Regions from separate parts of the Homo sapiens genome. Here region 2 is linked to region 1. A link is an interaction called in ENCODE POLR2A ChIA-PET data of the cell type or tissue named here. Cell type or tissue: HepG2. All regions are shown on one strand. Each heading gives the region's core, and the rest is flanking DNA. Links, peaks and the distances in the headings are about the cores only.

Region 1 (7,644 bases), core at 1,335-6,334:
ACAAACAAAATCTTACCCAATGGCTCTTTCTCAAAGTCGATTCTGATGGTTCCAGCAATTGCATATGCTATTACTAAGGGGGGAGAGGCTAAATAGTTGGCCCGGGTGTTGGGGTGAACTCGACCTTCAAAATTCCTGTTTCCAGATAGTACTCCAACAGCTACAAGGTCTCCCTGAGTAAGGCAAGAGAAAAATCAGGTCACTAAAAGATACTGACTAGGCTTCTTGTCTCAGACCATTGGCAAGAGTTTCCACATCGCAAGGATACAGTCCTTTAAGCTGCCCTTTCACTTGGTTCTCTCCCACTAGAGGGGAGAAGGGTACACTGGGGTGTCCCCATGGGAGATACTCTGGGTCAAAGGAAGCAGAGACATGTTTAGTGATTTCTGCTCACGAGAAAATATCAGGTAGTTAGAAGGCAACATACTAGTTATTGCTGCCTGGGGCCCAAGAACAGGTGGGAAAGACCTAACAGTTGATCGTTAAAGGAAGTCACAATGCACAATTATAGAATACGTAGATTCTATAATTAATGCAAAGCAAACCAAATAATATCTTTCAAGGTTCAGCATTTTGGGGATAAAAATCAAGCCAAAGCAATTTAGTTTAGATTCGTTTGTGTGGAGACTTGTCTCACTTTGAACCAATTTTCAAATTATTTGGGTTGGTGCAAAAGTAATTGTGGTCTTCATCACTGAAATGGCAAAAATCACAGTTACTTTTGCACTAACCCAATACCTATAACAAACAACTGTAGAGCCCTTTGTAGTGAAAACCAGCCAGTACTGAGCACTTGAGTGCCAGACACTGCACTAAGTGACTTATGTTTATCATCATCTTAATTCTCACAACTCTATAAAATAGATACTATTATCATCTCCAATATACAGTTGTGAAAACCCAGGCACAGATAGGTTAATTAACTTGCCCAAGGTTACCCAGCTAGTAATTTTAACTAAACTCAAAAGATCATACTCTAAACCACATCCCCTGCTTCCATGGACCTTCTTGAAAATATCAGCATTTTTGTCACATTACATGAAAAGAAACAACTGCTCTGAAGACCTGCAGGGACCTCTGCAATTACCTGTGTGATGGCTTCTACCACAGGTTCAGGTAAAGGCCCACTGTTGCCAATGCAGGTCATGCAGCCATAGCCCACCACGTCAAACCTAGACACCAAGAGAGAAGCACACACACACAAAAAAAGAATAACTTTCAGTGAGCCCTTCTGCTGGCCACAGTTTCCAGAGACCACTGTTCAAAAAGGAATTGCAGTGCATGAACTAAGTTCAGTATAGTGCTATTTCTAAAAGTTTCATTCTTGAGAGCATTCTGATATATAACATAAGAATACTATTCATATTTTTAACTTATAAAAAGGAATCAAATTGAATGAGCAACAATTTAAAAAAGTTGAAATCATATATGCCATATCTTCATTAACTACTATTATTGTATAATCCTAAGGAGATTTGAATTTTATGAGGCACATGAATAAAATATATGTCATAAGTCAGGAATAATATGGAAATTGGAGAAAGCGTATTTGGCAACGAATACATTCATGCACTGCACAATGTTTCTGTTAGTGATAGACCACATATACCCAAATGTATATGTGGTATATAGCTGAAAAATTCCTATCACCTAGTGATGTTGTAGCCATCGTGATGTCACAGTGCAAGGCATTTCTTGTTTATGATGATGCTGGTATAAACAAACTCACGCTGACTTTTTTTTTTTTGAGACGGAGTCTCGCTCTGTTGCCCAGGCTGGAGTGCAGTGGCGCTATCTCTGCTCACTGCAAGCTCCACCTCCCAGGTTCATGCCATTCTCCTGCCTCAGCCCCCCAAGTAGCTGGGATTACAGGTGCCCGCCACCACGCCCGGCTAATTTTGTTTTTTTGTATTTTCAGTAGAGACGGGGTTTCACCGTGTTAGCCAGGATGGTCTCGATCTCATGATCTCGTGATCTGCCTGCCTCAGCCTCCCAAAGTGCTGGGATTACAGGCATGAGCCACCGCGCCCAGCCATGCTGACTTTTTATTGTTCTTTTAGAGTGTACTCTTTTTGTTTATTAAAAAAAAAAGCAAACCAGTTAAGTGTAGAACAGCCTCAGGAAGGTTCTTCAGGAAGTATTCCAGGAGGCATTATTATCACAGGAGATGACAGCTCCATGGATGTTATTGCCCCTGAAGACCTTCCAGTGGGACAGATGTGGAGGTAGAAGACAGTAATACTGACAATCCTGACCCGGTGTAGGCCTAAAGTGTGTGTTTATCTCTTAGGTTTTTTTTTTTTTTTTTTGAGACAGGGTCTTGCTGTCACCCAAACTGGAGTACAGTGGCGTGATCATAGCTCACTGCAACCTCAAACTCCTGGGCTCAAGCCATCCTGCAGCCTCAGCCTCCCGAGAAGCTGGGACTACAGGCATGCACCACCATGCCTGGCTAATTGTTTTACATTTTTTTTTTTTGTAGAAACAGGGGTCCCACTATGTTGCCCTGGCTAGTTTCAAACTCCTGGCTTGAAGCAATCCTCTTGCCCTGGCCTCCCAAAGCACTGATATTACAGGTGTGAGCTACTGGGTCCAGCCTGTCTTGGTTTTTAACAAAAAAGTTTAAAAAGTAAAAAAATAAAAACTTCAAAAATAGGAAAAAACTTATGAAATAAAGATATAAAGAAAATATTTTGGAACAGCTATACAATATGTTTGTTTTAAGCTAAGTGTTTTAAGAGTCAAGAGTTTCAATAAACTTAAAAGTTTGTAAAATAAAAGTAAGCTACGGTTTACATTATTGAAGAAAGAAACTTTTTTTTATTAAGTTAGTGTGGCCTAAGTGTCCAGTGTTTATAAAGTCAACAGTAGTGTGTGGTAATGTCCTAGGCCTTCACATTCACTCTCCACTCATTCACTGACTCAACCAAAGCAACTTCCAGTCCTGCAAACTCCATTCATGGTAGGTGCCCTAGAGGGCAAGAGGGCTCTCTTTAGATGGAATGTAAGGGTTTAAGTCTAACTACCAACTGATAAACGACTATGCAATTAGATATCATCAGATAATCTCACATCTGTTACAAGGTGACACAGCAAGATACATGAGGGATACAATTCAACAAAAGCAATGGTGCAAAAGAAAACTCTCCCTCACCCAAGCTGAGACAGATAAGGCATGACTCCGCTTTCTTGTAGGTAGTAGGTGACCACGCCACTCCCAGGAGACAGGCTAGTTTTGATGTAAGGCATCACGTTCAGGCCAGCATCCACAGCTTTCTTTGCTAACAATCCTGTGAAATGGTAAACACAGATGCAGTGTGGGAGGCTGCCTGCTCTAGGTGCCAGGCACACTTCAGAAAAGAGCCTGATTTTCTTCAGTCTGCATTTCCTGCCACCACCTGACCACGCTCCCTTCATGTTGGCGCTATCTGCTGTTTCTGCTGCCAAACAGAAATCTAAAGGCTCCCTGGCCAACGGTCATTTAGATATATGCAGTAAACTCAAAGCTAGGCAAGGAAATGAAGAAAGAGATTTGCTTACTTTTTTTTTAAAGAGATAAATGTAAAACCATTTAGGAATATATTACAAAATGAGTTTTTAATTTTTTTTTTAGAGGGAAAATCATCTTTCTAATTATGTTTTATTTGGATGAAAATCATCATTGAAGGAGCCCTTTCTGAAACTATATCAGCTGTGTGCTGGCTGGCAAGGAACGGTCAGCCAAGAAGTAAAAATCGAGTGTTCAGATATATCTTGAAGTGGAGGATCTGCTGGACTTTGGCAGATACAGAGACTGCTACTGGAACACTGGGTGCTCTGTCTTAGGAAGTATCACAGAAGTAGCAAAAACATGAGCAGTGGGGGTGGGGACATGAGGGGACAAAAAGCCACAGACAAGCTGGTAACTTGTCTACAGAAGACTGGTTTGCTCCAGACCAGACAAGGAAAGCTTAGGTGGCAATACACGGACTCAGGCAAAGAAGGCTTTCCTAATGCCCGTGTCTGCTTCATAGAAAGGAACTGCTGACACTGTCTGGTCTGTGGATGGATATAAGAGGAGCTTTGGGGATGACTAAAAACTTGGAAACTAAAGAGACCTTATAGTAGGGAAACCACATATGTAAATATTAACAACTCAACCAGAATTGCGAAACAGGCCAGTGGCCCCAGGTTTTATCAGCCAGTGCCCTGTGCCCTCACTGAGAAACACCTCCCAGCATTCACGTCAGAACTCAATCCTGCTGCTCAGGGGTTTCACGGAGAACAAAGTCTGTGGTAACACTTTATTTTTCTTCCAAAGTCTGACACAAGAATGTAGGCTTTCCCAGAAATCCAGCTTCCTTTGCTTTCCTCTACTTATTTTCTGTGTTAATTCTCAAGAGAGACTATTATGCAGTGTGCATTCGATTTTAAAAACTTTGCTTTGGATACTATTTATTGTGTAGATATTTATGGGCCAATAAATATCTGTATCTGGAAAAGACGAGGTTCAGGGAACTACATGTACAACTCCGCCAAGGCCCTGGGCCCTGTCTCGGGCTATTTCCACCTACACACATGTATGACCATGAGGATGGAGTCAAATGCACTTACCTGCCCCTAACATCACAGACGGATTACTGGTGTTTGTGCAGCTAGTAATGGCAGCAATGACCACAGAACCATGAGCAAGGGTGAATTCAGTGTTATCATAGATAAAGGTCTTATGGTCATTATGATGTTCAGGAGCAACTTGGAATCCTTTAAATCCTTGCTAAAGGAAGAAAAAATGTATATTATATAGGAATATATTTATATAAGATATACATGTATCTGGCTAGAGGAAAATACATACATATAGTCAACAGTTCTCACTTGAGAAGAAGGAATACTTTGGTAACTATAATTTTAAAGGCCAATTCTTAACAAAAGCATAAGTATCTCTGCAAGTAAACTCTGAAATGCTACAGAAAAATTACTCGTTTGAAATCTTTACAAAAAGCAGTCATGATATCTGAGTCTTACTCTGCACTGAAATTAGTAACAATTACTTCCTTCCCACCTCAAAAATGTAAATGCTAAAACTACAAATTTAAAGTTAGTCTAAATTGAACTCAATGACATTATTGTACAGTTTAATGGATATGGACTGATTAAGACTATGGATTCTAACCTTATGGAAATTTAGAAAAAGGCGCTATTTTGACCAGACTCAATTAATCATGATCAACAACGCAAACAAAGTACAGCTGAATATTTGGCATAATACTGGTGTCTCACAGATAAAATCCATCATACATCTTAATCATTCTTTTGGGAAATGTTCATTGAAAATCTACCGCATGTAAGATACTGTGCTAGGTACCTTGCGGGCTCCCAAGGTGATTCAGACACAAATCCTATTCTCACACGTACAGTCTAGCAACAGAAATCATACATGCAAATAAAGTACCAACAATGTAAGTTAAAGAATATGGAATGCTATCGAAGTATTTCAGCCCAAGCACCATGAAGTGTCCAATAAGGGAAAGGGGACTTTCTGCTATGAGATTCTGAGAACCCAATGCAGAGTAGCTGGTATCTGAACCAAGTCTTATGGAGTTCACAGAACAGAGTAATATGAGTTGGAGAAGAGACTTTCAGGCAGGGAGGGGCATGCACAAAGGTGCAACAGCTAGAAAACCTCGGGTGAGTAAACAGTGTGGTGAGGGTCCTGTGAAAAGCAGACATGCTTAAAAAGGTGGGTTGAGTTGTGTCTATGATGGCTCTTGCCGCTTGGCTCGTGACTAATGGAGGAAGTCATTAAGGACTTCAGAAGGAAGAATAAACACCCTCAAGCTTCAGGCTACAGGAAGATTCATGTCAAGTGGGATGAAAGCCTGGACGCTGAGTAACCAGGCAAGAGGTAGAGTTGAGAGGATTCAACCTCTTCCCGCAGGCCCCTACCTTGGCTCCAAGGCAGCTCTCAAAGTCCTTTTTCATGTCGGACACAGCAACTTTGTCCTGAGGCCTTTTGGGTCCACTACAGCAAGGCACTACTGTTTTCAAATCTAATTCCACAACCTGTTGACCCCAAAGAAAAGAAATTATAGAATTTACATTATACCCACAAAGAGGAAACCCAAAGCATGTCAGAGAATTTAAAACATGACAACCATAAAAATAAGCAAATAAACTACCACATTCCAAAACAAGGAAGCCAGTGTTTCTCTTAATCCTCTTAATTAATCTTAAGTGATTAATTTCCCAAGATCATCATGGGCACTTAAGTAGCAGGAGACAGGCAGGCAGCCTTGCCACCTCTCAGAAAGAACAGGGTGGGTGCTGCAGATGCTCAGTGTCCTCCACTCGCCCATCCTTGGAGGCAGCTCATCGCGTTTTATATGGCTAAGTTAGGCCGAAGGTGGGTTTTCTATTGAAATCATACATAAACCATTACACTTCTAAGGTGATTTCGGAGGGATGCAGCCGTTAAGTTATCAACACCAGGAAACGGGCCTTAGTCTAACTGAACATTTCCCCTCCTCAATGTATTAAGAAACCAAACATGGGTCGCAGGGCTAGTTTACCTTGTTGTCTAGAAAAACGTGGATTCAGTTTACTGACATGTTTGTACCTTCACTTCTTTCTAGGTCTGTAATAATGATGGTTTAGCCTTTAAACAGCTCTTGTTCCACTAGTGAAGTCTCTTTATTTTTCTTTATATTTCAATAGATTTTTGGGGAACAGGTGGTGTTTGGTTACATGAATAAGTTCTTTAGCGGTGATTTCTGAGGTTTTGGTGCATCCATCACCTGAGCAGTGTACACTGTACCCAAATTTGTAATCTTTTATCCTTCACCTCCCTCCCACCCTTTGCCCTGAGTCCCCAAAGTCCATTGTATCATTCTTATTCCTTTAGCAAAGTCTTTCAGTGGTCTTCCACATTAAGAGGTGTGAATCAGTAGTTCAAATAGGGAAGCACACTTAACCTACAATTATTAAGCCAGTAGGAATGTAAGAAGTTATATTATTCTGTTATGTTTACAATTGCCTTATCCTTTTGGTTTTTCAACCTTCTAAAACTCCGTTCTCTTGTAATGCCTTGGCAGTGACTAATTTCCTACTAGCGCATTCCCCCAAGAAAAACCACCACTAAAATCGCAGCCTTGAGGAAGAGGAAATACATGCACAGTGGAAGGCACTCTCATACCTGGGTGAAGTCTGGGTCTTGAGAAGGGTCATTGAAATCTCGAAACATTCCTACAGCCTGAAGATATTTTTTAATATACTTTAATTTTTCTTCATCACGACCTAAAAGGCATTTTAAGGAGTAACAAGTAACATAGGTTAGTATTTCCTGGTTGAAGTTTATAAACTGATACTTCCATTAGCAATTATGTAAGTACGCAACATACGCTGCACTTACACACACACCAACAGCTCTGTCAATTTTTAGGCTTCCAGGCTAATGGTTTGACTCTCCCACTGATGCTGCTTTTTATTAGGGGCCATTAATGAATGTGCTGTTCCTATCAAAGTGACTGTTTTCTGAAAAAGATTCTGGTTCTATCTATAGATAACCCGCCTCTTTTGGGGTATAGCCTTTAATTAGGAGAATCTTACACCTGAGCTAATTGTGAAAGCACACCTATGCATTTGCCTTCAACTGGCCACAAAGATTCA
Region 2 (7,644 bases), core at 1,399-6,398, 60 kb before region 1:
ATTTTCTTGATGGTTTTATGAGACCGGCAAGTTGCATAATATGCCATAATAAAAAGTTATGTATAAAAGAGTATCAGGAAGGAAATTGGGATTAATAGTGGTGGTAGAAGAAAAATGATATTAGAATAACATCATAAAGAGAAAATGTGCAGATTACGTCTGCAACTGAATGTTACAAGTTTTTTTGTTTTGTTTTGTTTTTTTGGTCATTTCAGAATAAAATCTGTTACCCCTTGGAAAAAAAAAACAGATACATGAATATGAGTTGCTTTAAATTTTCTGACACGTGAAGATTCTTGCATGCCTTTTGTTGTTGTTGTTGTTATTGTTTTTTGAGACTGAGTCTCTCGCTCTGTTGCTCAGGCTGGCGTGCAGTGGCACAATCTCAGCTCACTGCAACCTTGGGTTCAAGTGATTCTCCTGCCTCAGTCTCCCAAGTAGCTGGGACCACAGGCATGTGCCACCACATCTGGTTAATTTTTGTATTTTTTTTGGAGAGGTGGGGATTTCAGCATGTCGGCCAGGCTGTTCTTGAACTCCTGACCTCAAGTGATCCATCCACCTCAGCCTCCCAAGTGCTGGGATTACAGGCATGAGCCACTGCACCTGGCCTTTACATGTCTTTCGTGTGAGTTTAATTCACTTAACCTTTTAGAAATTCTCCCTTTCTCTAAAATGGGTAGGTTAGACTCAGTAGATAATTTCCAAAGTCTTTGCTAGCTCTTAATGATTTATATGCCTACCTGTTATTGAGATAAAGCCTTTGATTATTTTTTAAAACTTCTGGTTATGTTGAGAGAAAATATCATTTGAGAACTTGAAGAACGACAAAGCATTATTGCTCCTTAATAAGAAATTGCTTTGAGAATCCAATGTTAACAGTTTGGTTTTCTTCAAAGATCGTGGGAGGATTTGTTGCTTTTTTCACATACAGCATTGCCTTTAGTAGACAGCTTGTCTTACCCTGAATGGGGCCATTCTTTCTTTGGTTTCTGTTAGCCTTCCATGATTGTATAAAAAATAATTCATGTTTTTTTTTTTTTCTTTCTTGCCATCAATACTTTGTCACTGAGAGAATTCTGTACTTCAAATTAGTGGAAAAGCTAGAATGGTTACCAAGAGAAAGGATTCTAAACTTTCTCCAATGAGGATCTTCTTGCTGGAGTCAGAATTTGTGGACATTAGACTGTAGCTATTGCCGTGATTCCTCAGAGCAGGAACTGTTTGGTAATTTTGCTCCTTTTGTATTCCAGAAGTGTCTGATACAAACTTGTACAGCCCATTTAAACCAAGAAATTACCAATTAGAGCTTGCTTTGCCTGCTATGAAAGGAAAAAACACAATAATATGTGCTCCTACAGGTAAGCCTATTGCCATTACTTACATAGTTTTTCTGTTTGCTTCCTTTTTTTTCTTTTGTTGAATACTGGGACAGAATGGGCAAGTTTCAGTTTTTTCCTTGTTCCATGTGTCTTTTGAGAAAACTGTCCTAATATAATCCTAATGTTTTTTATGGGATTATGTAATTAATTAATTATGTACATTAATGTATTTAATGTATTTTCTTTACCTTTCATGAGAAGGTAAAGAAAAGTGTCCTCTTTTAGCTTGCTTTTGGGTCCTGGCTGTTGGCATGCTACTTAGGGAGCAGCTTGATATTTTTTAGTCATAGTGTAAATTCTGTAATCATTAACATATTTAAATTATCAATTAATTAGTCAGCTCAGTGGTATTAGAAGAGCCAAAAATAAACACCTTTCCAGAGAAATATCTAATATATGAGTTACATGTTTTCTTTTTTCCTTACATGTTAAAAGGTTGTGGAAAAACCTTTGTTTCACTGCTTATATGTGAACATCATCTTAAAAAATTCCCACAAGGACAAAAGGGGAAAGTTGTCTTTTTTGCGAATCAGATCCCAGTGTATGAACAGCAGAAATCTGTATTCTCAAAATACTTTGAAAGACATGGGTAGGTATAATAGTTGCTTCAACTTCTTTTTCTCCAGCTTCATGTAATTGATGTGTTTTCTGTTTTGTTTTTGACAAATGATTTAAAAAAATTTATATTAGATTCAGCTTTTTTATAATCCAGATGTTATCCCTTCATGGATTCAAGTCTTTTTTGTTAGATGTACCAGAAAACTTAAACTCCCCTGGTTTGCCCTTCTATGGGGAGTAAATGACTTCAGGAATAAATTTGATGTTTACGTGGCACATTTAACTTCTTTAGTGATTTTATAATTTATTTGATATTATTCTTTTACGTACTCTTTTCTCTCTTAGTGACTTAAAATAATATATAGTACTATAAATTACAACTAGCTTGGATTTATTGATCTCTTACTATGTGTCAGGCTCTGTGCTAAGGACTTGCCTACAGCTATTCTTCTTTTGGACTCAGGGAGAATTTAATCAGTTGATGTTCTGATCTAGCATTTCATCTTTGTGGTTCCTTATCCACATCGTGGTTAGTAATATGGAATTTCTGTCATTTCCCAGGTATAGAGTTACAGGCATTTCTGGAGCAACAGCTGAGAATGTCCCAGTGGAACAGATTGTTGAGAACAATGACATCATCATTTTAACTCCACAGATTCTTGTGAACAACCTTAAAAAGGGAACGATTCCATCACTATCCATCTTTACTTTGATGATATTTGATGAATGCCACAACACTAGTAAACAACACCCGTACAATATGATCATGTTTAATTATCTAGATCAGAAACTTGGAGGATCTTCAGGCCCACTGCCCCAGGTATCTCCAAAGTCAGACGAATGCTTCAGAAGAGCTATAATCTTCCTAACTCCTATTTTCTTACTCTTATGGCCACACTGAAGATGTCCTTCTCAGGTCCCAAGTCCATATTGTACAACTCATTATGAATTTTGTTTCCTTTATTCATTTGTTCACTTAGTAAATATGCATTATGTGCCTCCATGTGCCATACACTGTGTGTTAGTAAAAACAAAAAAACGCCCTACCCCAGCAGGAAAGAGTTATATGAGGGGTTGTGGAAACATTGTACCATTTCTCAGACATCTAATGATTTTGAATGCTCCTTACAGGTCATTGGGCTGACTGCCTCGGTTGGTGTTGGGGATGCCAAAAACACAGATGAAGCCTTGGATTATATCTGCAAGCTGTGTGCTTCTCTTGATGCGTCAGTGATAGCAACAGTCAAACACAATCTGGAGGAACTGGAGCAAGTTGTTTATAAGCCCCAGAAGTGTAAGTTGGATCCAATAACAAGCCTTTGAGATTCTGTTACTCTCTACTACCTCTAGTTCAGAGCCATCTAGACGAATACTGAACTTTGACCCTCTCTCTGTTTAGTAGAAAATATTTAACCTTGAACTTGAGTAACAGTCACATTTTTTAGCCTCTCTAACTGAGCTCTCATCCCAAGCAATGGATGAACCTCAGAAGTGGCCTGTAGAGAGCAAACATTCTTCCTCTTTGCTTCCAAAAACCTCTTATAAATGTACTAGCAATGCAAAAGAGGTGATGAGAGAATTTAGGCATCAGATAGCCAAGAGCTGGGCTCACTCAGCCTTTTCCCATGCTCTGTGCCTGTGTGGTCATCACTGTTTGAATATGTATTTGATCATTTTAGTTGAAATGGAATGATCTGAATTCATGATGTCACTCCTCCAAAGATCAGATATGATTTTTTAATATGACTAACAGTTGTTTATTGATGTTATTATTACACTAACCCTGAAAGGAAGAGAGGGATACAGAAAATATATATGACTTCACCCTTGCTCTCTGAGTAGTATGTGACTGTATTTCTGAGGTAGAACAAATAGACATGTAATAGGGAGTGGTGTAGATAAGTTCCTTTTTGAAGGCTGCTTGTAAGTAAGGATTTTGATGTACCTGATCCCAACTTTTCAGTGTCACATATGAATTTCTTTACAATCCGGTTCCTCCTGCCCTCTGAGCTTCATCACCTCCAAACATTCATAAACCCAACCATGTTGCATTCCTCTGGGCTCCTCAATCATGCCGTGTGCTTTCTCTCTCCCACCTTTTGTCTGTGCTTCCTTTGTACATCACTGCTCTTTTTTTTTTTTCTTTTTCTTTGCCAAGTTGTGATGGAATATACATGACTACTCTTGCTTTCTTCTTTCTTCTTCCTGTATTTATTCTACAACTCTGACTTCCCTGGAAGAATTAGGTGTTACTTTCCCTGTGTTTTGTGACACTTTGCGTGTACTACTTCTTTTTTTTTTTTTTTTTTTTGAGACAGAGTCTCGTGCTGTTGCCCAGGCTGGAGTGCAGTGGTGCGATCTCGGCTCACTGCAAACCTCCACCTCCTGGGTTCAAGTGATTCTCCTGCCTCAGTCTCCTGAGTAGCTGGAATTACAAGCGTGTGCCATCACGCCTGGCTAATTTTTTGTATTTTTAGTACAGACAGGGTTTCACCATGTTGGCCAGGCTGGTCTTGAATTCCTGACCTCAAGTGATCCACCCTCCTCGGCCTCCCAAAGTGTTAGGATTACAGGTGTGAGCCACCACACCCGGCTACACTTTACATGTACTTCTGTTAGAGAACTGCTACGGTTAGTTAGCCATGTATATTTCTCTCCCTTAAGATCACAGCCCTGTATGGAGCATGAAGTGTGTTCTTTCAACTGTCTATAATCAAAGCATGGCACATTGCAGGCAATTAATAATTAGGCTGAAATAATATATTGATAAATGGTAGGATCAGTGTGAATACTGCTGGGAGCTGTGTGGGGAGGGAGAATATCAAAGCACAGAGACAGGGTTAGATTGTGGCACTTGCAGAGACATGAGAGATGCCCGCCTCATCAGAGAGGAGGTAACAGGACAGCCACAGTAAGAAGCTGGTTAGGCCGGGTGCGGTGGATCACGCTTGTAATCCCAGCACTTTGGGAGGCCAAGGCGGGTGGGTCACCAGCTCAGGAGTTCGAGACCAGCCTGGCCAATATGGTGAAGCCCCGTCTCTACTAAAAATACAAAAATTAGCTGGGCATGGTGGTGTGCGCCTGTTGTCCCAGCTACTTGGGAGGCTGAGGCAGAAGAATCACTTGAACCTGGGAGACGGAGGTTGCAGTGAGCCGAGATCGCGCCACTGTACTCCAGCCTGGGTGACACAGTGAGACTTGGTCTCAATCAAAAAAAAAAAAAAAAAAAAAAAGAAGCTAGTTAGACCTACACCATGAAAGACAGGTGTTAGAATCAGTACAAGAAGCAACAGGGAGCCATTGCATTTTGAGCATTTGTTGTATCATCTGGACCACCTGCCAGTTAGCCTGGAACCTTAGGTTTTTCAGAGGAAGTATCAAAGGCAGAGAAAGGTTTTAGAGATACCTACTTTGAACTACAATCTGTCCTTCCTGAAAATATACTCACTCTTTTTTTCTTTTTCTTTTTTTTTTGACGTCTCTAGTTTTCAGGAAAGTGGAATCACGGATTAGCGACAAATTTAAATACATCATAGCTCAGCTGATGAGGGACACAGAGAGTCTGGCAAAGAGAATCTGCAAAGACCTCGGTGAGATAAATCTCATATTTTGTGTTCTCTCTACTGGGGAATAGCCATTTATTGTTCACTATCGTCTTTTTGTGTTCTCCTTAGTTCAGACAATGTCAAGACCATATCCAGAGGTTGTCTTCCTTGATTATAGGTTATTTAGGAGCCTTATATGTCCTCCTCTATTCTTTCTTTCTTCCTTTTTTTCCTTTTAAATCCAAAGTAAGTTCATCCAGACACATGCACCTGAAAAATAACCATACTTAAGTCAGTTCATTGCTTTCTCTACCTTCTAAATCAGCTTTCCCTCCTGACTTTCCTGTTCACCTGAATGAAACCACCATTCCTCTACTGGCTCAGATTTATATCTAGGGACAATCACCCAGCACATTTCCCAGCATTAAAGGAGTGCGACTAGAGATGGGCCAGGGGAAGACAGTGAAGGGCCTGGATTTGAATTTTATCCTAAAAACAATGGGGAAAAAAGTGAAGATTAAAACTGATTAGTGACGTAATAAAGATACCAGTGAATGAGAAGGACCAAAGAGAGGCAGTAGAGATGGATTGGAGAAGGAAGGAGACACATGTGAGATGCTTCCAACTGTGAGTGTTATGATTGAATGGCTAAACGGATTTGGGTGGGGATGAGAAAGGGGCAGGAGGGGCTGATTTCCCCCCAGGCATCTGGCTTAGGCACCTCTATGAATGCCAGTGGGTGGTCCTGGTACCAGGACTAGAAGCAGCCTTGGCAGGTACAAGGTTTTGAGTTTTGAGTTTTAGGGATGTTAAATGTGACGTCTGTAAGACACCTCATGGAGTGTCTCCTCTCACACTTATTTTGCTTTTCTCTCCCCTTTTCTTTCACAGTTTAATTTCTATTATAATTGTTCTAACAGCCTTCTAGCTGATTTTGCCTACCTCTGCTCTCTCTTCCATTCAACCTCTCATGAACTAGTTAGTCTTCATGAATACATTTTATCATGTCCCTGTCCTGCTTAAAAACCCTTTGCCTACAGGATAATCTTCACGCCTCTAACCTGCAGTCTGAGCCCTGCCTGAACACCCAGGTTCTACTTATCTTTCCAATGTTATATTCTACTACTTCCCTACCTGAATCCTTTTGATTTAGCAGTTTCCCGAATGTGTTCATGCATATGTTCATTCATTTAGTGCTAAGGAATGGGCTAGGTGATGGGAATACAGCATGAACCCTAAGATACAGCCCCTGGCCTCAGGGCATTTCTAGTCTGATGGTAAGACCAAAATTAGAGAAGTAATACTAATACTAAAGCAGCTGGTGTGGTGGGGGTGATAAGGTGTGTTTCAGGCACAGGGAATAGCATATGCAAAGGCCAGGAGACTAGAAAGAGTATAGGGACTTCCATTAGTCCTGTAGAATGCTGAAAGGAGAGTGGCCAGAAATGAGAAGCAAAAGCAAGCAGAGGCCAGAGCATGGGGAGGAGTGTGTGAGCTGGGGCAGGATTTTGGCTGCAGGACCACTAAAGGCTTTTAAGCAGTGGGGTGGGATGATTTCTCATCTGCAATTTTGCAAACTCCCTCTAACCACTGGGTAGAGTATGGGTTAGAGGGAACAAGGCAAGAGGAAGGGAGACCAGTTTGGAGATTGTCATATTATCCAGCAGCACACTGATGTGGTTTGAATTGGGGAAGTAGCAGAAGGATGGAGAGACGGTGATGGAGTCACGTGAGTTTCTATTTTCTTACTCCTCCCACCTCCCGTACCCTGCCTCCACCTTTTTGCCAGTCCGAATCCAGTTAGCTGCTCATCTCTAAACTGCTTAGGCTATTTTTACACCTACCCAGGTTCAATCAGTACCTGTTGGCTCATCTTCTTTACTGCTGGCCACCTCGCTGTAGCTGCAACTTGGAAAGAAGCATGTCAATACTACTTGTTTGGGTAGCCTCCTTTGTTCCTATTATTGAAAATGAATGAGTGAGGGGAAGAATTTAACCCAGAAATACAGCTCTTGCTTGTGACTTTTGTTGTACTGTGCTCTTCATGAGGAGCCCTGGCGAACTGATACCAGAGTAACTCACAGACTCAGCTGCTTGAGAACACAGCCATAGTCTCCTCATCTTATCCCCAGCACCCTACACAGAGCCTGGACCACAGC

What was found. ChIA-PET counts read pairs that join two places held together with the same protein. Peaks named below come from ENCODE experiments on the same cell type or tissue, not always from the same donor. Only the 100,000 strongest peaks of a DNase experiment are listed, where the experiment ranks them.
Region 2: POLR2A ChIA-PET joins it to region 1 with 5 read pairs; 3 of 35 experiments call an interaction of 5 or more read pairs at or near these places.

Annotation. Positions count from the first base shown.
Region 1 is chr9:32,422,947-32,430,590 of GRCh38, reverse strand. ACO1 (aconitase 1) reads right to left here. Exons shown (of 21, transcript NM_002197.3): 9 at 7,172-7,272; 10 at 5,926-6,042; 11 at 4,594-4,753; 12 at 3,155-3,290; 13 at 1,088-1,172; 14 at 17-173. Among named protein-coding and RNA genes, the nearest start is that of ACO1, 42 kb to the right of the region's middle. In HepG2, for the core only: a CTCF peak has its summit at 2,952; DNase peaks (open chromatin) are centred at 2,930 and 4,160; H3K4me3 peaks cover 477 bases.
Region 2 is chr9:32,483,061-32,490,704 of GRCh38, reverse strand. RIGI (RNA sensor RIG-I) reads left to right here. Exons shown (of 18, transcript NM_014314.4): 6 at 1,254-1,361; 7 at 1,818-1,971; 8 at 2,502-2,760; 9 at 3,072-3,234; 10 at 5,426-5,530. It overlaps LOC124902138 (a long non-coding RNA gene), which reads right to left. Exons shown (of 2, transcript XR_007061449.1): 2 at 5,562-7,644. Among named protein-coding and RNA genes, the nearest start is that of RIGI, 39 kb to the left of the region's middle. In HepG2, for the core only: no CTCF peak of the experiment used is centred there; a DNase peak (open chromatin) is centred at 3,334.